Regions from separate parts of the Homo sapiens genome. Here region 1 is linked to region 2. The links are chromatin loops, found by intact Hi-C in ENCODE. Cell type or tissue: lower leg skin. All regions are shown on one strand. Links, peaks and the distances in the headings refer to the core of each region. The heading gives the core; the rest is flanking DNA. Region 1 overlaps RB1 (RB transcriptional corepressor 1). Region 2 overlaps RB1 (RB transcriptional corepressor 1).

The links. Peaks named below come from ENCODE experiments on the same cell type or tissue, not always from the same donor. Only the 100,000 strongest peaks of a DNase experiment are listed, where the experiment ranks them.
Region 1: a loop joins it to region 2, with 3.0 times the contacts of the local background. A loop is called at or near these places in 2 of 110 quality-filtered maps.

Annotation. Positions count from the first base shown.
Region 1 is chr13:48,388,477-48,400,206 of GRCh38, forward strand. The region is part of intron 17 of RB1 (RB transcriptional corepressor 1); the gene reads left to right. It also overlaps a transcript of LPAR6 not described here. Among named protein-coding and RNA genes, the nearest start is that of LPAR6, 19 kb to the right of the region's middle. In lower leg skin, for the core only: no CTCF peak of the experiment used is centred there; no DNase peak of the experiment used is centred there.
Region 2 is chr13:48,311,824-48,323,553 of GRCh38, forward strand. All of the region lies in intron 2 of RB1 (RB transcriptional corepressor 1), which reads left to right. It also overlaps the pseudogene PPP1R26P1. Among named protein-coding and RNA genes, the nearest start is that of RB1, 14 kb to the left of the region's middle. In lower leg skin, for the core only: no CTCF peak of the experiment used is centred there; DNase peaks (open chromatin) are centred at 6,405 and 9,499; H3K4me3 peaks cover 355 bases.

The DNA.
Region 1 (11,730 bases), core at 1,905-9,904, 76 kb after region 2:
TGTGCCAGGCACTTTGGTGAGCACTTCTTAAATTTAATTTTCATCATAATCCATGAGGTAGTTTACCCTAGATCAGGAAATGAATGCTTAGAAAAGTTTAATAACTTGCCCTAGACCACACAAGCAAAATGGCAAGATCTGTGATTTGAACCCAGGTCTTTCTGGCTCCAAAGCTATTAATCCTTATGCTTTGCTGAGTAACTGAAGTTTGGAGAAGGGATAAGATCACTTAAGGGGAGAATATAGTATGAGAAGAGAAGGAGGCTAAAGATAGAATTCTAAGGAGCTCTAACATTTAAAGGATGGACAGAAAAGAGAAGCCTGTGCCTACAAAAGAGATTGAAATAGAACAGCCAGGAAGATAAGAAGAAAATCAGGAGAAGTGGTATCATAGAGAGACCGACCAGGTGCAATGGCTCCCGCCTGTAATCCCAGCACTTTGGGAGGCTGAGGCAGGTGGATCACTTGAGGCCAGGAGTTCGAGACTAGCCTGACCAACATGACAAAACCCTGTCTCTACTAAAAATACAAAAATTAGCTGGGCCTGGTGGTGAATGCCTGTAATTCTAGCTACTCGGGAGGCTGAGGCATGAGAATCGCTTGAGCCCGGGAGGCGGAGGTTGAGTGAGCCAAGATTGTGCCACTGCACTCCAGCCTCAGTGACAGAGCAAGACTCTGTCTCAAAAATAAAATAAAATAAAATTAAATTAAATTAAAAACTGAAAAAAAGGAAAAGGAGAGAGAGAACATTACAAAGTCTGAGTGAGTGCTTGCTCACTCAGACTTTTCAGATAGGAGCTGAAAAGTTTTAGCAACAATGAAGTCACTGGTGACAGTGACAAGGACTGTTAAATGAAGGGGTGGGGATAGGATGAGATCTGAATGAGAGATAAAGTGGACACAGTCAAATAGATGGCTTTTATCAAAAGTTTTGCCTGTGAAGAGAAATAAAGATATAACAGAAGTAAAGATACAGCTTGATGTATGTGAAGTAGAGGGAATATAAACATATTTTTTAAATCAGAAAGGTAGGGTTTAAATATTGATGGAAAAGAGCCATTAGAAGTGTTCTCTATTGCTGGATAACAAATTAGTGGCTTTAAACAAATATTTTATTTTGCTTATGATTTTTTGGGTCAGGAATTTGGGTTGAACTTGACTGGGTGGTTTGTCTCCGACTATGTGTCAGCAGGTGCCTGGAGCTATAGGGTCCACTTCCAAGATGCTTCTTCACTCACAGGTCTGGCATCTTACCGCTCCTTGGTGCACACTCAGCTCTCTTCCTCCCATCCTCCCTCCCTAGAGTGGTTAGAATGTTAAGCTTTGGAGTTTTCACCTGCAGAGAGAAGATAGGAGATTCATAGTGAAAGTAGAGGTTTTAAGAAACAGGATATTTGGCAGGGTGCAGTGTCTCACACCTGTAATCCCAGCACTTTGGGAAGCCAAGGTGAGAGGATTGCTTGAGCCCGAGTTCAAGACCAGCCTTGGCAACATAGGGAGACCCTGTCTCTACAGATAATTTTTAAAATTAGCCAGGTGTGGTGGCACACACCTGTGGTTCTTGGGAGGCTGAACTGGGAGAATTGCCTGAGCCTGGGATGTTAAGGCTGCAGTGAGCTGTGATTGCACCACAGCACACCAGCCTGGGTGGTAGAATGAGATCCTGCCTCAAAAACAAACAAAACAAGCAAACAACCCCAAAACAAACAAACAAAAAGTAACAGGATATTTCATTAAATAATTCATTCATTAAATAATGAAGTTGAACGTAATGAATTTAATGAAGTTTAATAGGTGTAGTGGGAGTAACAATGAGAATGAAAGTGTAGGAGGTTGTAGTCAAAGAGTTGTTTCACCTTAGAATTTCTGGAGACAGAACATTTCTGGGTAGTTTACTGTATTTTAAGAAATGATCTTGGGAGTGCATGAGGATCCTGGCCAAGGAGCCAGAAAGTACAGTGAGCAAGAGTCCAGGACATGTAGCAAGGAGGAATGTGACTGAAATAAAGACTAATGTCTTCAGTGCTTGAGGGGAGTAACCAGGAGACAAGTGGGACTAAATGGGGCAGAGGGCTAGAGAGGTCCTGAAAGCAAAACTCCTGGCTCACTTAAAAAAAAACTAATCTCTCTCTCAATACCTAATCTAATGTCTAACATATAGAATTTAGGTGCATAAAGCATTAGATTTGTAATGTCCTTTGATGAATTTACCTCTTTAATCATTATAAAATGACCCTCTCTTTATCCCTCGTAATATTGTTTGCTCTGAAAACTACTTGTGCCTGATACTAGTGAAGCCATTCCAGCTTTCTTCCCATTAATATCAACATGGCATATTTTCCCCATTCTTTATTTAACTTATACGTGTCTTTATTCTTAAAGAAGTGATTTTCTTATAGGCAGCATATTGTTGGGTGTTGCTTTCTTAAATCTTGCCTAACAGTATCTGCCTTTTAATTGGGATGTTTAGATTTAAATTTAATGTGACTATTGATATGGTTGGGTTTAAATTCTCCATCTTATTATTCATTTTCTATTTGTCTCATCTCCCTTTTCCTCCCTTTCCTCTTTTTCTGCCTTCTTTTGGATTGAATTTTTAAAATTCTGTTTTATCTTCTTTGTAGGCTTACTGTCTATACTTCTTTATTTTGTAATTGTTTTTTGATTTATAATATGAATCTTTAATCTTTAATAGTCTTTCTTTAAATAGTATTACACTACTTCACATACAGTATAAGAATCTTAGAATAGTATATTTCCATTTTCCCTTTTCCAACCTTTGGGCTGTTGTTGTCATACATTTTGCTTCGACAGAAGTTATAAGCTCTACAATACACTCATAACTTTTGTTTTAAACCAATTATCTCTTAAAGAGAATTCAAAACAAGAGAAAAAAGATGTTTTTATTTGATTACATATTTACCTTTCCAGTACTCTTCATTCCTTGTGTAGATCCAGATTCCTTTTGTTTTCCTTCTGACTGTAAAACTTTTTTTGGCCAGGGGCAGTGGCTCATACCCGTAATCCCAACACTTAGTGGGGCTGAGGCGGGAGGATCTCTTGAAGCCAGGAGTTCAAAACCAGCCTAGGCAACAAAGCAAAACTCTGTCTCTATTCTTATAAAACAAACAAAAAGCATTTCTATTTTTTTTTTCTTTTTGAGATGGAGTCTCTCTCTGTCACCCAGGCTGGAGTGCAGTGGCGCGATCTTGGCTCACTGCAACCTCCACCTCCTGGGTTCAAGCGATTCTCCTGCCTCAGCCTCCTGAGTAGCTGGGATTACAGGCACACGCCACCATGCCTAGCTAATTTTTATATTTTTAGTAGAGAAAGGGTTTCACCATGTTGATCAGGCTGGTCTCGAACTCCTGACCTCGTGATTTGCCTGCCTCGGCCTCCTCCCAAAGGGCTGGGATTACTGGCATGAGCCACCGCACCCAGCCAACAAAAAACATTTCTTGTGTGCATGTCTACTAGTGATGAATTCTTCCAGCTTTTATGTCTGGAAAAAAACATTTTACCTTTATTTTTAAAAGGTCTTTTGCTGGGTATTGAATTCTAGGTTGACAGTCTTTTTGTTTTTTCTTTGAGTGCTTTAAAAATATTGCTCCACTGTCTTCTGGTTTGCCTTGTTTCTTTTTTTCTTTTTTTTGAGATGAAGCCTCGCTCTTTTGCCCAGGCTGGAGTGCAGTGGCATGATCCCAGCTCACTGCAACCTCTGCCTCCCAGGTTCAAGCGATTCTTCTGCCTCAGCCTCCTGAGTGACTGGGACTAAAGGCACATGCCACCATGCCCGGCTAATTTTTGTATTTTTAGTAAAGATGGGGTTTCACCATGCTGGCCAGGCTGGTCTCGAACTCCTGATCTCAGGTGACCCACCCACCTTGGCTTCCCAAAGTGCTGGGATTACAAGCATGAGCCACCACGCCTGGCCTTGTTCTTTTTTTGCTGTATCTTTTTCCTGCAGGTTTTTCTTTCTGTATTTCATGTTGAATACCTTCTAAAGCTATGTCTTCAAGTTTATTAATTTTTTTCTTCTGAGGTATCTAATCTGCTATTAATCTCATTTATTGTATTTTTAGTCTTACTATAGTTTTCATTTCTAGAAATTTGATTTGGGTCCTTTTTATATCTTCCATATCTATTTTTATTATGTTTATGCTTTTCTTTACCTTCTTGAACATATGGGATATAGGTATTATAACTTTTTAAATGTCCCTGTTACTAAGTCTAGTACCTATGTCTTTTTAGGTCTGTTTCTCTTGACTGATAGTTCTCTCTCTCTCTCTCTTTTTTTTAAGAGTCGTATGTTTCTGCTTTTTTGACTGCTTGGTGATTTTTTTGTTAGGTGCCAGATATCATGAATTTTGCTTTAGTGGGTCCTGGATATTTTTGTATTCCTTTCACTATTTTGACCTGTGTTTTGGAACACAATTAAATTATCTGGAAATAATTTGACTTTTTTAAGGCTTCATTTATTTATTTATCTGGTTTTTGTTTTTGGACACAGAGCAGTCTTTAATCAATAGCCGATTTTCCTTCACTATCCAGGCATTGCTCTTCTGAGTACTCTACTGAATATCCCATATATGACAAGGTTTTTCCACTCTGGCTAGTTGAAAGCAGAACTCTTCCTGACCCTGTGTCAGCTCCTGGAAGGATTCTACTCCTTCCCATGGTTCTTCCCTGGTTTTGAGTAGTATCATCACATCCATGCACTGATCAGTACTCAGCTGAAGACTCAAGCTTAACCCTCTGCAGACCTCTGGAGTTCTCTTTTTGTAGCTTTCTTCTCTCTAGTATTCTGTCCTGCTAATTTTAGTTTGCCTTGGCATCTCCCATTTCTTAACTCTGTTTCTTCAACTGGGGGACCACTGGGCTGCATTCCAGTTTCTCATCTCTGGACTGTGGACCATAAACTGTCCCCAGGCAGTAAGCTGTGGCAATAATGAGGCTCACCATTTGTTTTCCTTCTCCCAGGGATTGCTGTTCTGTACTGCCTGTTGTTTATTGTGTAAAAAGAATTCTTTTATTTATGTTGTTCAATTTTGTGGTTGTTTAAACGAATCTGGTCCCTGTTTCTTCATCAGAGCTGGCAGGGTTACTAAACGTAAGGCTTAGTGATTGATGAAGTATTTACAAATATGAAATATGTACACTTACAGAATATTTAGGGTATCATTTCCGCTTCCTTGTGTTAAATGCATCAGGTCTTCTGACTGATGCATTATACTGTTTCAGAGGGGTGCTTACTATATGGAGAACATAGAAGTACTAGTTATTAACTATTTTTTTGTATTAAATTTTGGTACGTCACATAAACATTGAGTCTCCTTTAAATGTGTCAAATGTAGCTGACTTACTAATTGGATTCTGTCATACTCTTTTTCTGTGGTCACCAAATATTAGCAAATTTCTTCATTCAGTTACACAAGTACTTGGCCAACATACTTTTACATAAGAAAATACTTAGGATGGGCTGGCAAGATAGCCAAATAGGAACAGCTCTGGTCTGCAGCTGCCAGCGAGATCAACCCAGAAGGCAGGTGATTTCTCCATTTCCAACTGAGGTACCTGGCTCATCTCATTGGGACTGGTTAGACAGTGGATGCAGCCCACGGAGGGCAAGCTGAAGCAGGATGGGGCATCACCTCACCCGGGAAGCACAAGGGGTTGGGGAACTCCCTCCCCTAGCCAAGGGAAGCTGTGACAGACTGTGTCATGAGGAACATTGCATTCCAGCCCAGATACTATGCTTTTCCCACAGTCTTCGCAACCCACAGACCAGGAGATTCCCTCGGGTGCCTACACCACCAGGGCCCTGGGTTTCAAGCACAAAACTGGGCAGCTGTTTGGGCAGATACCGAGCTAGCTGTAGGAGTTTTCTTTCGTACTCCAGTGGTGCCTGGAATGACAGCGAGTTAGAACCATTCACTCCCCCGGAAAGGGGGCTGAAGCCAGGGAGCCAAGTGGTCTACCTCAGCGGATCCCACCCCCATGGAGCCAAGCAAGCTAAGATCCACTGGCTTGAAATTCTCGCTGCCATCACAGCAGTCTGAGGTCGACCTGGGATGGTAGAGCTAGGTAGGGGGAGGGGCATTCCCCATTACTGAGGCTTGAGTTTTCCCCTCACAGTGTAAACAAAGCCACCAGGAAGTTCAAACTGGGCAGAGCCTACCACAGCTCCCTAAATCCGCTGTAGCCAGACTGCCTTTCTAGATTCCTCCTCTCTGGGCAGGGCATCTCTGAAAGAAAGGCAGCAGCCCCAGTCAGGGGCCTATAGATAAAACTCCCATCTACCTGGGACAGAGCACGTGGGGGAAGGCGCAGCTGTGGACACATCTTCAGCAGACTTAAACATTCCTGCCTGCTGGCTCTGAAGAGAGCAGCAGATCTCCCAGCACAGTGCTCAAGCTCTGCTAAGGGACAGACTGTCTCCTCAAGTGGGTCCCTGACCCCTGTGCCTCCTGACTGGGAAACACCTCCTGGCAGGAATCAACAGACACCTCATACAGGAGAGTTCCAGCTGCCATCTGGTGGGTACCCCTCTGGGACGAAGCTTCCAGAGGAAGGAACAGGCAGCAATCTTTGCTCTTCTGCAACCTCCACTGGTGATACCAGGCAAACAGGGTCTGGAGTGGACCTCCAGCAAACTCCAGCACACCTGCAGCAGAGGGGCCTGACTGTTAGAAGGAGAACTAACAAACAGAAATGAATAGCATCAACATCAACAAAAAGGACGTCCACACAGAAACCCCATTTGAAGGTCATCAACATCAAAGACCAAAGGTAGATAAATCCATGAAGATGAGGAAAAACCAGCACAAAAAGGCTGAAAATTCCAAAAACCAGAGCGCCTTTTCTCTTCCAAAGAATGACAACTCCTCCCCAGCAAGGGGAGTTTGACGAATTGACAGAAGTAGGCTTCAGAAGGTGGGTAATAACAAACTCCTCCGAGCTAAAGGACCATGTTCTAACCCAATGCAAGGAAGCTAAGAACTTTGAAAAAAGGTTAGAGGAATTGCTAACTAGAATAACCAGTTTAGAGAAGAACATAAATGACCTGACGGAACTGAAAAAACACAACACGAGGACTTTGTGAAGCATACACAAGTACCAATAGCTGAATCGATCAAGCAGAAAAAAAGGATATCAGAGATTGAAGATCAGCTTAATGAAATAAAGCGTGATGACAAGATTAGAGAAAAAAGAATGAAAAGGAATGAACAAAGCCTCCAAGAAATAGGGGACTATGTGAAAAGACCAAACCTATGTTTGATTGGTGTACCTGAAAGTGACAGGGAGAGTGGAACCAAGTTAGAAAACACTCTACAGGATATTATCCAAGAGAACATCCCCAACCCAACAAAACAGGCCAACATTCAAATTCAGGAAATACAGGGAACACCACAAAGATACTCCTCAAGAAGAGGAACCCCAGGACATATAATCGTCAGATTCACCAAGGTTGAAATGAAGGAAAAAATATTAAGAGCAGCCACTGCTCAAGGAAATAAGAGAGGGCACAAACAAATGGCAAAACATTCCATGCTCATGGATGGGAAAAATTATAGCGTGAAAATGGCCATACTGCCCACAGTAATTTATAGATTCAATGCTATCCCCATCAAGCTACCTTTGGCTTTCTTCACAGAATTAGAAAAAACTACTTTAAATTTTATATAGAACCTAAAAAGAGCCCATATAGCCGAGACAATCTTAAGCAAAAAGAACAAAGCTGGAGGCATCACGCTACTTGACTTCAAACTATACTACAAGGCCACAATAATCAAAACAGCATGGTACTGGTACCAAAAAAGATAAATAAACCAACGGAACAGAACAGAGACCTCAGAAATAATGCCACACATCTACAACCATCTGATTTTTGACAAACTTGACAAAAACAACCAATGGGGAAAGGATTCCCTATTTAATAAATGATATTGGGAAAACTGACTAGCCATATGCAGAAAACTGAAACTGGACCCCTTCCTTACACCTTATACAAAAATTAACTCAAAATGGATTAAAGACTTAAACATAACACCTAAAACCATAAAAACCCTAGAAGAAAACCTAGGCAATACCATTCAGGACATAGGCATGGGCAAAGACTTCATGACCAAAACACCAAAAGCAATGGCAACAAAAGCCAAAATTGACGAATGGGATCTAATTAAACTAAAGAGCTTCTGCACAGCAAAAGAAACTATCTTCAGAGTGAACAGGCAACCTACAGAATGGGAGAAAATTTTTGCAATGTATCCATCTGACAAAGGGCTAAAGTCCAGAATCTACAAGGAACTTAAACAAATTTACAGGAAAACAAACAACCCTATCAAAAAGTGGGTGAAGGATATGAACAGACACTTCTCAAAAGAAGATATTTATGTGGCCAACAAACATATGAAAAAAAGCTCATCACCACTGGTCATTAGAGAAATGCAAATCAAAACCACAGTGAGATACCATCTCATGCCAGTTAGAATGGTGATCATTAAAAAGTCAGGAAACAACAGATGCTGGAGAGGCTGTGGAGTAATAGGAATGGTTTTATACTGTTGGTGGCAGTGTAAATTAGTTCAACCATTGTGGAAGACAGTGTGGCGATTCCTCAAGGATCTAGAGCCAGAAATAATATTTGACCCAGTAATCCCATTACTGAGCATATACCCAAAGGATTATAAATCATTCTACTAAAAAGAACATGCACACATATGTTTATTGCAGCACTATTCACAATAGCAAAGACTTGAAACCAACCCAAATGCCCATCAGTGGTAGACTGGATAAAGAAAATGTGGCACATATACACCATGGAACACTATGCAGCCATAAAAAAGGATGAGTTCGTGTCCTTTGCAGGGACATGGATGAAGCTGGAAACCATCATTCTCAGCAAACTAACCAGGAAGAGAAAACCAAACAACACATGTTTTCACTTATAAGTTAAAACTGAACAGTGAGAACACATGGACACATGGAGGGGAACATCACACACCGGGGCCTGTCAGGGGGTGCGGGTCTAAGGGAGGGATAGCATTAGGAAAAATACCTAATGTAGATGATGGGTTGATAGGTGCAGCAAACCACCATGGCACGCGTATACCTATGTAACAAACCTGCACATTCTGCACATGTATCCTAGAACTTAAAGTATAATAAAAAAACAGAAAATATTTAAAATATATCTTTCAAATTATCTTTTCAAATTTAAATCGAGGGTCATTTTATGTATGAGTATAATTTGTAATGAATAGCCCATAGTTTTAGAGTCCTGATTCATTGACAAACTTATAAACAAAATTTTAAGCTTTTTTGGTATTCTTTTGAAATGTCAAAATTGATGGGAAGCAAACACAAAAGGGAGAACAGTCTGTGGCTCTGAAAAAACCAAAAAGGATATCTGTTGTATGTTTGTATGGTGGGTCATTAACCTTTGGTGTACTTTGCAGAAGTATTTTAAGTATTTACCATTGGACATTATTTGTTTTAAGTTATATTTTGCTGAGAGCTACAACTCAGGAAGGCAAGTGAATTGTAAGATAACGATTAAGCCACATTTAACACTTTTTAAAAGCATGGGCCAGGACAATGAAGCAGTATGATGCCATATATACTTTTACACAACAGCCATGCTAATATAATGATAAAGCAATTATGCTATATTTTTAAAAGCTTCTCATGAATTACCTAAAATAACCATGTATTTACTTTTCTTTGCCAGAAAGAGGAAACATTTTATTTTAATTTTAAAAAATTCAATTCTGAAAACATAGCTAAAGCTTTAACCTTTCTCACTCTGACCCAATATATTCCTAATATAGCTTTGCCCTTGACTTCCACAGCTAAATACTAGTTTCTCAAGTGATTTAGGAGACTTGACTTCATTATTCAAAACTGAAATTATTTAGCTTGTTCTAAATGCAACTTTGCTTCCCACTATGTCTATTTTTCCATTACTTTTCAAATCATCTGGGCTTAAATACTGAGCACTTTCTCCTTTTCTTTCTCAATAGTTTGATAGAGTCCTGTAATTTTTTTTTAAAGCTGTCTCTCATATTTATTATATTATTATTTTAATATACTTCATTACACTTCCCTAGAACAGATCATCAGCTCTCTTTAAGTAATTTGTCTGAGGTCACCCAGTTGGCATTTGAACTCATATTGGTTTGATTCCAAATTCCATACTGGTTTCTAGTAAAGGTCTCTGTCACTGTACTACATTATTTCTGTGAAATCATTCATGCTGTTTTTACTACCTCTATAATATATAGTCAGGCATATGGGACAGTATAAAGGGAGCAATACAAATAGTAAGTTAATTTTATTCTAAGTGAAAGCATAATATGTATGTGTATTTTTTATCCTGAGTAACAAGGGAAGTGTTTTGCCTAGGAGCTAATAAGTAACAAGAAAGGGAAAAGTAACATTTGTTGACTAGCTCCTTTGTGCAGTGCACTGTGACTATTGGTCTGGCTTATTCCTCAGGAAGAAGGATTAAAAGAAGACTTTACAAAAATGAGCAAACTATATTATAAAAGTAAATGCTAGTATGCATATATGTTTCATTCATGCAACTCCTAGAAATGAGAATTTACTATAAGTGTTTTCAGAATCCACAATAATTTAGGTTGAAATTAGGTATTTGGATCAACTTTCAAGGGAAGGGGTGACAATGAGGTGAAATAGACATCTAGATTGTTTTCGTAGACTGAAACATTGGACCTGAGGTTTTTGTTGTTGTTTTACTCTTTCTCTGTTTTTAGTAAAAGATTCCAGGTATGCCTAAAGTCATCTTCTATACGAATGCAAAAATGTAACGACAAAGAAGGGAAAATAAAAGAAGGCAATATCTTAGGAATAAATATTTTATAGTGACATTATTTTTCTGCTAGTGAACTAATAATCTACAAAAATTTTAAGATAGATAAGCAGAAAGAATACAAACAAAAAAAGATAGTAATTTAACTCATATGAATAATCATCCACTGAAATGTAGCAAGGATATGCTACATATGAAATGTAATTAGATGATTGCTTAAAGATCTAGGAATATAAGCTCAATGTAATAAAATAACTTTCTTCATCATTGTTAAGGATTAATAAGGCATTAAATGGGTTTTCATGTGGGTCCTCATATGTTAAAAAGGACAACAATAAGAAAATCTAAAGAAACTGAGATAACTTATAAATCAATGCAGGTATTCTGTGTTAAATGCTTATGTAAGCCTGAGTTCTTCATCCAGATCTGTTTATGATTTTAAACATAAAATCATTTTCATTTCTAAACCTTTGCTCAAGTAACTTGTAGTACCTGAGTCCTATGTCTGATCCCTAAGTCTATTCTTTTCTCTATGTATCTATACCCTTCTTTAATTTTAAAACACTCTGACATATGAAAAAATGCCAGAGTTTACTGTAGAGAAATATTCATAACTTGTCTATTCATGTCACTCCTCCCCACCACACCATCCATATTATACACATTACCCATTCTCTTTGTTCATTAATTGGCAAAAGGGACTAAGAAATTCAAGGATGTCCAAAAATAAAAAACAAACAAAAATCTAACAACTCAGGAATGTCCTGTAGGTAGCTCATAGAAACTTAGTTTAGGAAGTAGTGCTCATCACTTGCTTACTTCTTTGGAAGTTTGTCTGATAATTATACAGACCAGCATCAAAATAACTCTCATTTATGTGTGTGACATTTCAGTGTAGA
Region 2 (11,730 bases), core at 2,138-10,137:
GCCTCCCGAGTAGCTGGGATTATAGGCATGCGCCACCACACCCGGCTAATTTTTGTATTTTTAGTAGAGACGGGGTTTCACCGTGTTAGTCAGGCTGGTCTCGAACTCCTGACCTCATGATCTGCCCTCGGCCTCCCAAAGTGCTGGCATTACAGGCGTGAGCCACTGTGCCTGGCCTTTATTAGTGTATTTTAAAGCTTTATCCTTGGGTACATACAAGTTTAGAATTTTTATGCCTTTTAGGTAAATTGGTACCTTTATCATTATGTAATGTGCTTTTTTATCCAAATTTATATCTTTTGTTCTGCAGTGTCCACATATCGATTCCACTTTTCTTGTGATCACTCTTTACAATGTGTATCGTTTACCTTCATTTTGATTTTAACCTATTTCTTTTTTATATTTAAATGGATTTTTGTTGTTTTGTAATCAGCATTCATTAAAAATTTTTAGCTGAATACTTTTTACTTTTGTTAGGGTTCCCTGTGTCTCTTCCTTTCATGTTGTGCCACAGATGAGCCATTATTTATATCTTTTCTCTCATTGGAGGTTCCTTTTTTTAGGGGAAATTAAATAATCTGAAATATAAGGAAAGGATATGTTGATTTCAAGAAAGGTTGTTTTTGTTCCTTATCTGGCTTGTTCTTGTTGTGAGGGTGGGAGCAATACTCTTTGCAGCTTTCTGCATTCTAGGAAGAAGTGGAATTTTACACTACCATTTGCTTTCTTTACAGGTTTACCTTGGTATTCAGTGTCTGTCCATAGGACTAATTAAAACTATACCAGACTCCTTCTATTTTAAACCTATCCGTTCAGTCTCAAGTTATCTTTTTGCATTGCCTCTCACGTCTGTCCCTTCATTTCTTTTACCAGCAGTGCTTGGTTTTTACTGTTTGCTTTGGTTTTAATTTCCTTTTTATTTTTTTAATTTCAGAAGGTGGAAGCTTATGTCATTGACTTGAGCATTTTTTATGCATGTTTTAGTGCCTCTTTCTGACTAGTCTCTTCTTTTCTCCATCCAATCCATCCTGTGCCTGATTTTTAGAAAAGACTGGTGTACAGTTTGCCCCTTTTGCTTTAAAATTTATTTTTCATTGTTACAACCCACTCTCAGTAGCCTCCATTGTAACACCCTCCCATGCTCCCACCACCATTATGAAGAAGTAAAGTCCAAACTTTCTCAGTATTTGTAGTTCTTCATGGTCTGTGCTTTAACCTTCCTTCCAGTCTTATTTTTTATTTCCATTGTTGGCCCCCAATGCCTGTGTTCTCTTCCCTTCCATATGAATCTTCCATATGAATATCTTCCATATGAATATGATAGTATTCATATTCATGCGATCTCCCCTTTTTTTGGAATACCCTTCTTTTTTCTTTTAGCCTAAATTCTGTTTTTAAGATGCAGTTAAAGCTTCTCCTTTATGCATATCTCTTATAAGATATATTATTTGCAGACTTTTCCCCCCATTCTGTGAGTTGCCTTTTCACTTTCTTGATGATGTCATTTGCAGCGTAGGATTTTAATTTTGATGAAGTCCAGTTTTCTATTTTTTTTTTGGTGGTGGTTTTTTTTTTGGTTGCTTGGGCTTTTGATGTTGTATCTAAGAAGGCCTTGACTAACCCAAGGTCATGAAGACTTATTCTGTGCTTTCTTCTAAAAGTCATATGGTTTTTAGTTCTTGTCAGTCTTGGGTTTTTTTTTGTTTTTTTTTTTTGAGTTAATTTTTGTGTATGATGTGAGGAAGAGGTCTAACTCCAGTCTTTTGAATGTGGATATCCAGTTGTCTCTGCACCACTTATGGAAAAGACTATTCTTTCTTCATTGAATTGTTTTGGTGCCCTTGATGAAAATCAGTTGACTATAAAAACCAGGGTTTATTTCTGGAGTCTCAGTTCTATTCCATTGCTCTGTATGTTTATTCTTTTTTTTTTTTTTTTTTTTTGAGACGGAGTCTCGCTCTGTCGCCCAGGCTGGAGTGCGGTGGCACAATCTCGGCTTCCTGCAAGCTCCGCCTCCCGGGTTCATGCCATTCTCCTGCCTCAGCCTCCCAAAGAGCTGGGACTACAGGTGCCTGCCACCACGCCCGGCTAATTTTTCTGTATTTTTAGTAGAGACGGGGTTTCACTGTGTTAGCCAGGATGGTCTCGATCTCCTGACCTCGTGATCGCCCACCTCGGCCTCCCAAAGTGCTGGGATTACAGGCGTGAGCCACCGCGCCTGGCCGTATGTTTATTCTTATGATAGTACCATACTGTTTTGTAGTATGTTTTATAGCTTTGTAGTATGTTTTGAAATAGGGAAGTGTGAGTTCGACAACTTTGGTTTTCTTTTTCAAGATTACTTTTGTTACTCTTGGTACTTGAATTTCCATGTGAATTTTTAGGATCAATTTGTCAATTTCTGTTTTAAAAAAAGGCAGCTGGGATTTTGATAGGGATTATGTTGGATCTAGATCAATTTGCGGAATATTGCATTCTTAACAACATGAAGTCTTCAGATGCATGCATATGGAATGTCTTTTCGTTTAAGTCTTTCTTTCACCAGTGTTTTCAGTTTTCAGAGTATAAATCTTACTAAATATTTATTCTTGGTGATATTATTATAAATGGAATTGTTTTCTTTCCTTTTTGGCTTATTCATTGTAGGTGGATAGAAATAAAATCTATTTTTTTTGGATAAGAGCAGCTAAAATCAGTTGGGCACGGAGGCTCACGCCTGTAATCTTAGCACTTTGGGAGGCCGAGGTGGGTGGATCACTTGAGGTCAGGAATTTGAGACCAGCCTGGCCAACATGGTGAAACCCTGTCTCTACTAAAAATACAAAAAATTAGCTGGGTGTGGTGGCATGCGCCTGTAGTCCCAGCTACTCTGGAGGCTGAGGCAGGAGAATCGCTTGAACCCGGGAGGCGGAGGTTGCAGTGAGCCGAAGTCGTGCCACTGCACTCCAGCCTGGGCAAAAAAAAAAAGAAAAAGCAGCTAAAATCTATGTATTTAACAAAAATCTCTAATACAGTACCATTTTATTTATTATAGTCCTCATGTTGTATATTAGATCTCTGGACTTGTTCATCCTATGTATTTGCTACTTCGTATCCTTTGAACTACATCTTTTCAAAGGATGAAATTGGGTAATGTGATGCCTCTAGCTTTGGTCTTTTTGTGTAGGGTTGCCTTGACTATTCGGGCTCTTTTTCAGTTCCATATGAATTTTAAAATAGATTTTTTTTTTCTTTTTCCTAACTCTGTGAATAATGTCATTGGTAGTCTGATAGAAACAGCATTGAACCTGTAAATTGCTTTGGGCAGTGTGGCCATTTTAATGATATTGATTCTTCTTATCCATGAGCATGGAATGTTTTTCCATTTGTTCGTGTCATCTCTGATTTATTTGAGCTGTGTTTTGTAATTCTTGTAGAGAGCTTTCACCTCCCTAGTTAGCTGTATTCCTAGATATTTTATTCTTTATTGTGGCTATTGTGAGTGGGTTGCATTCTTGATTTGGCTCTCAGCTTGGGTATTGGTACACAGGAATGCTAGTGATTTTTGTACATTGATTTTATATCCTGAAACTTTGCTTATCAGCTGAAGGAACTTTTGATCAGAGACTATGGGATTTTCTAGGTGTAAAATCATCATCTGCAAACAGGAATAGTTTGACTTCCTTTTTTCTTATTCCGATGCTCTTTATTTCCTTCTCTTGTCTGATTGCTGTGGCTAGGACTTCCAATACCATGTTGAATAGGAGTGGTGAGAGAGAGCATCCTTATTTTGTTCTGCCTTTCAAGGGGAATGCTTTCAACTTTTGCCTCTTAAGTATGATGTTGGCTGTGGATTTGTCATAGATGGCTCTTATTATTTTGAAGTATGTTCCTTCAATGCCTAGTTTGTTGAGCTATATACCACACTTTCTTTATCCACTAATCGGCTGATGGGCACTTCAGTTGATTCCATACTTTTGCAGTTGTGAATTGTGCTGCAATAAACAAGTGCAGGTTTCTTTTTGATATTATGACTTCTTTTATTTTGGGTAGATACCCAGTAGTGGGATTGCTGGATCGAATGGTTGATCTGCTTCTAGTTCTTTGAGAAATCCTCACACTGTTTTCCATAGAGGTTGTGCTAATTTACATTTCCACCAACAGTGTATAAGCATTCCCTTTTCACTGCATCCTCGCCAACATCTATTGTTTTTTTACTTTATTTTCCATATAAAAAGGGGTTTATTTAGATGTTAGAATCATCTAGTGATTCAGAAAGATTGGACATGAATCCACCCAGGCCCAGGGCTGAGCTGCAGAGCAGCCGCTGACATCCGCGGGGATTTCACATGCAACAGGGAGCTCTCACGTGCTTGCTGGCCATTGTGCTTTAAATCGTTTTTTCCAGCGGACAGCTGTGACTGCAGTTTTCAAATGTGCTCTGGCCTCCAAGGACCAGGGGGGCGGTGGGGGGCGGGGGTGTCCTCTGTATAAAAAGTGCTGTCCTGCGAGCTTCCCGACGGACACTTTGGGGCATCTGAGCGATTCCCGGGGAGGGCAGCTCTGCCTTCCTCAGGCTACCACTGCAGCCACCGACGGACATTCTCACCAGCAATCAACCAAAAAACATCAGAGTCTCTGTGAACTTGGCTGCGATGATAAGAACCAAATGTTTTCTAATCTAAGACTTGTATGCAGAACACAGGAAATTGCAATTAGGAACACCCTACAAAATTGAACAACAGTATTTTCTAAAAATATTTTTTACATCACTTTAAATAATTTACAGAAAGCTACAGAAATCATATTTACCAGGACACATCTGTTAAATAAAAGCATTGTTTCATGTTGGTGTACGTCTATACAGGGCTATGTATAACCGACTCCTGTTTCTCCTCCCTGCAACCACAGAACCATCACACACACACACACACACACACACACACACACACACACACACACACACACACACACACACACACGGATACACGCACAGATACGCTCCTTTCCACAAATGCACGCAAACCGGGACGCAAACCCACAACTCGAGGGCTTAGACCTTCACTGCTGAGCTGCCGCCACTGTCCTCCGTGCGCGGAGTGTCGCTGAAGTCACTGGCGTCACTAACCAAGGCGTGCCCGCCCAAGGTGCCCTGGTCCTGGTCGTCCCTATCGATGACCCTTCGTCAATACCTCAGGTCTAAAATGCTTTCCTCCGAGCCCGAGTTCCTCCTGTCGGGCAAACTCCGCCCTGTCTGTGCCTTGCTGCTTGGCCAGGGCCCGCCGTCCTTCTTCGCCAGCAAGTGTGGGCTTCCAAAGACAGGGCTGGGCCCGGCCTGGGCCTCCCTGAAGGCAGAGAAGGACGGGCCCTGTGGAGGCAGCCCCATGTCGGGCTGAAGAGGCTGGCCTGCCTGCCCCCCTGGGAGACACCCTTTCCAAAATGGAAGAGCTGGGTGGACAGCGCGGGGAGAAGCCCACAAGGGGTAGGCTGGGCAGGCCCCAGGCGGGGCCCTCGGACCCCTTGTCTTTCCCGCTCCCGACGCCCCGCCTCCACTCCGCATCTCTACTTTCCGAGCGCAGCGCGCACGGGTTCCGGTGGGTGAAGTCGCTCGAGGGCAGGGTGTGGTCAGCCTGGGCTCCAGAGTCCCTTTCAGCTTCCTGGCTAGGGGTCAGGAAGCCCCGGCTCCCGCAGCCCATGTGAAAGCTCCCCCCAGCACCTCCGGCCTCGGTGCCCGCTGTGGCACTGCTGGGCAGCTGAATAAAAGCACTTCTGGCAGCATGCTCGGCCCCTCGTGAGCGCTGGTCTTTCTGAATGTAAACATTTCTCCTGCTCGCTGAGAGCCCCTTGGCGGAGACACTGCCACTGGTGCTCCTGGGCGGTGCCGGATCCCCTTGGGCGGGAGCAGCGGGGAGCCCCTTCCTGCCCTGGCTGAACAGGTCGGCTGTGCCCTGTGCTCCAGCGCTCTCTGCACCTCATGGCCCTTCTGCCGGCTGTGGGACCCCCCTGGCCCACTGACTCCGCGTGCACACGCCAGGCGGTGGGGCCCGCTCCTTCCTGCACAGCAACTCTGGCCTGAATGAGCCCCATTTCCCGAGAGCAGCAGGGCCCTCTGCCTGAACTTCTGAACTGCTCAGACTCCTTGGCCTTTTCCGCCAAAAACTTACTAATCTACAGTTCGATGCTCTCGTCACTGTCCACTGAACTCCTGTCGTCAGACAGGGAGCCGGGGCTGGGAGCTGGGCCCTGGCATTCCCTGGGGAAATGGATTCCCTTCAGAGGCGGAGGCAGAGGCGCATCCCCTCACTCGGAAGGCCGGGGCCGTGTCCTGGCTCCTGACGCCCTCCTGCTTCGTCTTCTCTGCCATACTGCCACAGACACTGGGAGGTTTGTTCCCTGGACCCTCGCCGCTGTCTCTCTTGGACTTGGAGAGTCAGCTATTAAGCACCGGCGGGCTTCTGTCTTTCCAGTCTCTCGGGAGCCCGCCCAGCTGCTCCAGGAAGTGCATCTGGGCAGTGCTGAACCTGACCTTCCTGCACGCAGCCCTGGGTTCCCTGCACCTCTTCTTGAGCTTTCGCTTGGACCTTAAGTCCTTGATGGCCGTGTCCAGGTCCTCGTCACTGTCCAGGGAGCTGCTCTTGTCTTCGGAGCTCTCCTTCTCGTCCAGGTGCCTCACCTCGTCTGTCTTACCCTGGCCCTGCGTCATGCGAGTGTCGCCGGGCCCCTTGGCTGCGCCCTCCCCTCCCGGGACCTCGCTGGCTTTGCCCTGGACGGGCAGGTCCCGCCCCTCATGGCCGGGCACGGCTCACGCCTGGCTGTGGTCGGCATCCTGGCCACCATCTTTCACCACCTCCCGCGTTTTCTTGGGCGTGGACGGCCTCATGGCATGGCCGCCGCCTCTACGTTTCCTTTTGCAGCTCAGCAGCGGGTCCGGTGTTTTAGAGAGGGGGGCCTTGGGGCCACTGGTCTGGCTGTTGGGGCCAGGCGGTGAAAGTGGGCCCTGGGCAGCCTGCGAGCAGCTCTCACCTCTGGCCAGCAAACTCCCCGACTATGCCTTGAGGGTCAAAACGTCTGGATTTCCTGATCGATGCTGTCGTCGCTGTCCACGGAGCTACTGTCGCCGTCAGAGCGGGAAGGCACGTTCAGGGAGTAGAAGCGTGGGCTTGCAGAAAGGGACCTGTTGCTGCCTTACATGGGGGCCGGCAGGGTAGTCTTGGAAATGCCCAAGATTGCTTCCGCGCGCGTCAGTTCAGCGGACGTGTCTGCCTGGCACGAGGACCGTTCTACAAACTCGTTCCTGGAAGCCGGGCTCGCTGGAGGCGGAGCTTTGGTTTCCTTCGGGAGCTTGTGGGGAATGGTCAGCGTCTAGGCACCCCGGGCAAGGGTCTGTGGCCTTGGTGGCCACTGGCTTCCTCTAGCTGGGTGTTTTCCTGTGGGTCTCGCGCAAGGCACTTTTTTGTGGCGCTGCTTGTGCTGTGTGCGGGGTCAGGCGTCCTCTCTCCTCCCGGCGCTGGGCCCTCTGGGGCAGGTCCCCGTTGGCCTCCTTGCGTGTTTGCCGCAGCTAGTACACCTGGATGGCCTCCTCAGTGCCGTCGTTGCTGCTGGAGTCTGACGCCTCGGGCGCCTGCGCCGCACTTGTGACTTGCTTTCCCCTTCTCAGGGCGCCAGCGCTCCTCTTGACCCCGCTTTTATTCTGTGGTGCTTCTGAAGGGCTGCAGGGGGCTGCTGGCTTCGGGCTGCCCTTGTTCTCCTGCTTGGTCGTGACCCTGGACTTGAGGCTTCTGGGCTGCACGTTCGTCTTTGCTAACCGGGGAGGTTTGCGAAAGGCGAACTCTTTATGGGCGCCCTTCAGACCCTGCCGATGCGCCACCTTTGCGGCTAGCTCTTCGTGGGATTTCAAGAGTGACTTGGTCGAATTTTCGTTTGGGTCTGGTTTTTTATCTATTGACCCCATCACATTTTTGGGTCGCATGCTATCTCTTCTCATTCAGAAGCTGTTCTATTTCCGCCTTAATGCTCTGCTCGAAGGAGTCGTTGCTGCTCGCTCTGACCGGGAAGGCAGAACCCTAGTCCTCACTGGATCTCACCTGGCTGCCAGGGCCACCACCTGAGCCAGGTACAAGTTTTGGGGGGACACACGGAAGTCGGGGCACTGCCGTGAGATAGTTCTGGCTTACATCTACTGCCACTGCCTGCAGCCCTGGAAGGCTGGGCTGCGCCTGGCTGGCCCCTGCCAGCCCCGGGCTGTGCGGCTCCACTCTTTGCCTTTAGGTACTCCCGGATGGCTTCCGCAATGTCCCGGTCCACGGAATCATCATTGAATCTAGCACCAACGGGCCAAAGTCTGCAGTTTCCTCCTCCCTCATGGGGTCAAAGTCAGCAACAAGACCACAGGCAGGCAATGCGGGCTGCTCCTTGTGCACGGTGGGCTTGGCAGCTGGCTTGGCGTCTGCCCTGTGGCCCCTCTGTGCAGCGCGCTCATCGGTGGTGCCCCGAGCAACCCCGCTGCGCTGCAGCGTGCTGATGAGCATCTGCACCCGGGCGCTCACCGACACGCTCTCCACCCCCTCGTCAGCCTCCGAGAAGCACCCGGGGAACCTAAAGCTCCCTGGTGGGCCAAAGGCCTCCCATTTGGACTGGGGAGCAACCCCTGGAGTAGCGTTCCTGAGAAACATTCTAGCAGAAGGGGAGGGACGCGCAGAGGGACGACGCTTTATTTCTCTGCCAGCTTCATATACTCAAAAGGTTGGCAGCGGGGTGCAGTGGCTCAAGCCCGTAATCACAGCACTTTGAGAGGCCGAGGCGGGCGGATCGCGAGGTCAGGAGTTTGAGACCCGCCTGGCCAACATACTGAAACCCCGTCTCTACTAATAATACAAAAATTAGCCGGGCGTGGTGGTGTGAGCCTGTAGTCCCAGCTACTCGTGAGGCAGAGGCCAGGGAATCGCTTGAAGCCGGAAGGTGGAGGTTGCAGTGAGCTGAGATCGCCCCACTGCTCTCCAGCCTGGGTGACAGAGCGAGACTCCGTCTCAAAAAAGAAAAAAAAAAAAAAGAGTGGCAAGTGGTGCCCATGAGATAAAGTCTGCAAATGCTTCTTTGCAGTTTAAAAAGGACGACGACTATAAACCCAGGATCAGGACGACGTTACGCATAGATTTATTCTTGACCTGACCAACGAGCTCTTGAAATTCTCTTTGCAACTAGGTCGACTGTGAAACTGCAGCCAGTGTCCCCAAACGCCCCAAGGATAAGGCCTTTATCACTCCGACGCATCCTCTCTCTGCTTTTTAAATAGACTTTTGACTCGGCCAGGCCCCCTGCCACCCACCGCGCTGACCCTGCCTGCGCTTGCGTCCCGCGTCCCGCATCCGGGGGGAGGCGGCGGGCCCGGGTCTCTGGGGCTGGCCCATTTACTTAGTTTTGTTTTTGTTGCATTTGCTTTTGGTGACACTCCCTTTTTGATATTCCACATATAAATGAGGCAATAATTTTCTTTCTATGTCTGCTTATTTCACTTAGCATAATGGTCTCCCTGTCCACCTCGGCTCCCGCGCGGGGAGGAGGGGCAAGGGCCCTCCGCCCGGGCCCCGCCTCCCCGCGCGCCGCTGCCACCGCCCCGCACCTTTTTTTGACTTTTTAATAATGCTCATTCTGACTGTGATAAGGTGGTATCTCATTATGGTTTTAATTGGTATTTCCCTTGTGATTGGTGATGTTGAGTATTTTTCATGTTTCTTGGCCATTTGTGTATCTTCTTTTGAAAAATGTCCGTTTGGCTGGGCGCGGTGGCTCACGTCTGTAATCCTAGCACTTTCGGAAGCCAAGGCGGGTGGATCACCTGAGGTCAGGAGTTCGAGACCAGCCTGGCTAACATGGTGAAACTCCGTGTCTACTAAAAATACAAAAATTAGCTGGGCGTGGTGGCATGCGCCTGTAATCCCAGCTACTCTCGAGACTGAGGCAGGAGAATGACATGAACCCAGGAGGCGGAGGTTGCAGTGAGCCAAGGTTGCGCCATTGCACTCCAGCCTGGACGACAGGAGTGAAACTGCATTGCAAAAACAGCAACAAAAAAAATCCATTCATCTAGTTTGTCCACTTTTTAACAGGATTATTTGTTTTCTTCTTGCTGATTTTCTTGAGTTTCTTGTAGATTCTGGATCCTTTGTTGGATGTATAGTTTGTAAATATTTTCTCCCATTCTGAGGGTTGTCTCTTTTCTCTGTTGATTATTTATTTTGCTATGCAGAAACTTTTTAGTTTAAGTCCCATTTACTTAGTTTTGTTTTTGTTGCATTTGTTTTTGGTGACACCCCCTATTTTTTAGATTCCACATATAAATGAGATCATGCAATAATTTTCTTTCTGTGTCTGCTTATTTCACTTAGCATAATGGCCTCCATGTCCACCTGTGTTGTGGCAAGTGACAGGATCACCTTTCTTTTTATGGCTGAATAATATTCCATTGTTTATATATACTACATTTTGTTTATCCACTTCTCTGTTGACAGACACATAGGTTGTTTCCATATTACTTAGCTGTATATAGAAATACAGGTGGTTTTTGTATGTTGATTTTGTACTCTGAAAACTTGGTGAACTAATTTATTAGCTTCAATAGTTTCTTAGTGAATTCCTTAGGATTTTCTAGATGTAAAATAATGTCATTTGCAAATAGAGATAGTTTTACTTCTTCCTTTAAAATCTGGATACCTTTTATTTCTTTTTCTTGCCTAATTGCTTTGTCTAAAATCTCCAATAGAATGTTGAATAGAATGATGAGAAGGACATTGTTGTCTCTTCCTGGATCTTAGTGGGAGACCATCCAGTTTTTCACCATTAAGTAGATGTTAGCTGTGGGGTTTTTGTAGATGCCTTTCATCAGTTGAAGAATTTTTTATTTCTAGGGTGTTGAGTGTTTTGTTATGAAAGGGTGTTGGATTTTGTCAAATGATTTTTCTGCTTCTATTGATATAATAATGTAGTTCTTGTTCTTTATTGAAATGGTGTAGTATATTAGTTGATTTTCAGGTGTTAAACCAACATTGCATCTCTGGAATAAGTCCCACTTGGTCACAATGTATAATCCTTTTGATATGTTGCTAGATTTGGTTTGCTAATTTTTTTTTTTGAGGATTTCTATACGTGTATTTATAAGAGATTTTGGTCTTTAGTTTTTTTCCTTGTGCTGTCTTTGTCTGATTTTAGTATCAAGATAATACTGGCCTTTCACAGAATGGACTGGGAAGTGTTCCCTCCTCTTCTGTTTTGATGGGGCAGTTTGTGAAGAATAGATATTAATTCTTCTTTAAATATTTGGTAGAATTCATCAGTGATGCCATCTGGGCCTGGACTTTTCTCTGTGGAAAGTTTCAAAATTACTAATTCAGTCATTTTACTTGTTATAGGTTTATTCAGTTTGTCAGTTTCTTTCTGAATCAGTTTTTATACTTTATATTTTTCTAGGAATTTGTCTACCTCATCTAAGTTACCTAGTTCATTGGCAAATAATTGTTCATGGCATTGCCATTATAATCCTTTTTATTTCTGTAAGGTTAGTAGTAATTTTTTTTTATTTCATTCCCGATTTTGGTTAATTTGAGCCTTCTCTCTTTTATCTTGGTCAGTCTAACTAGAAGTTTCTCAATGTTGGTGATTTAAAGTTTTTTTTTCTGGTTTCATTGATTTTTCTTTATTTCTCTATTCTCTAAAAAATTTTGATCAAACGATTTTTCCCTGTTTTTTCACTACCCA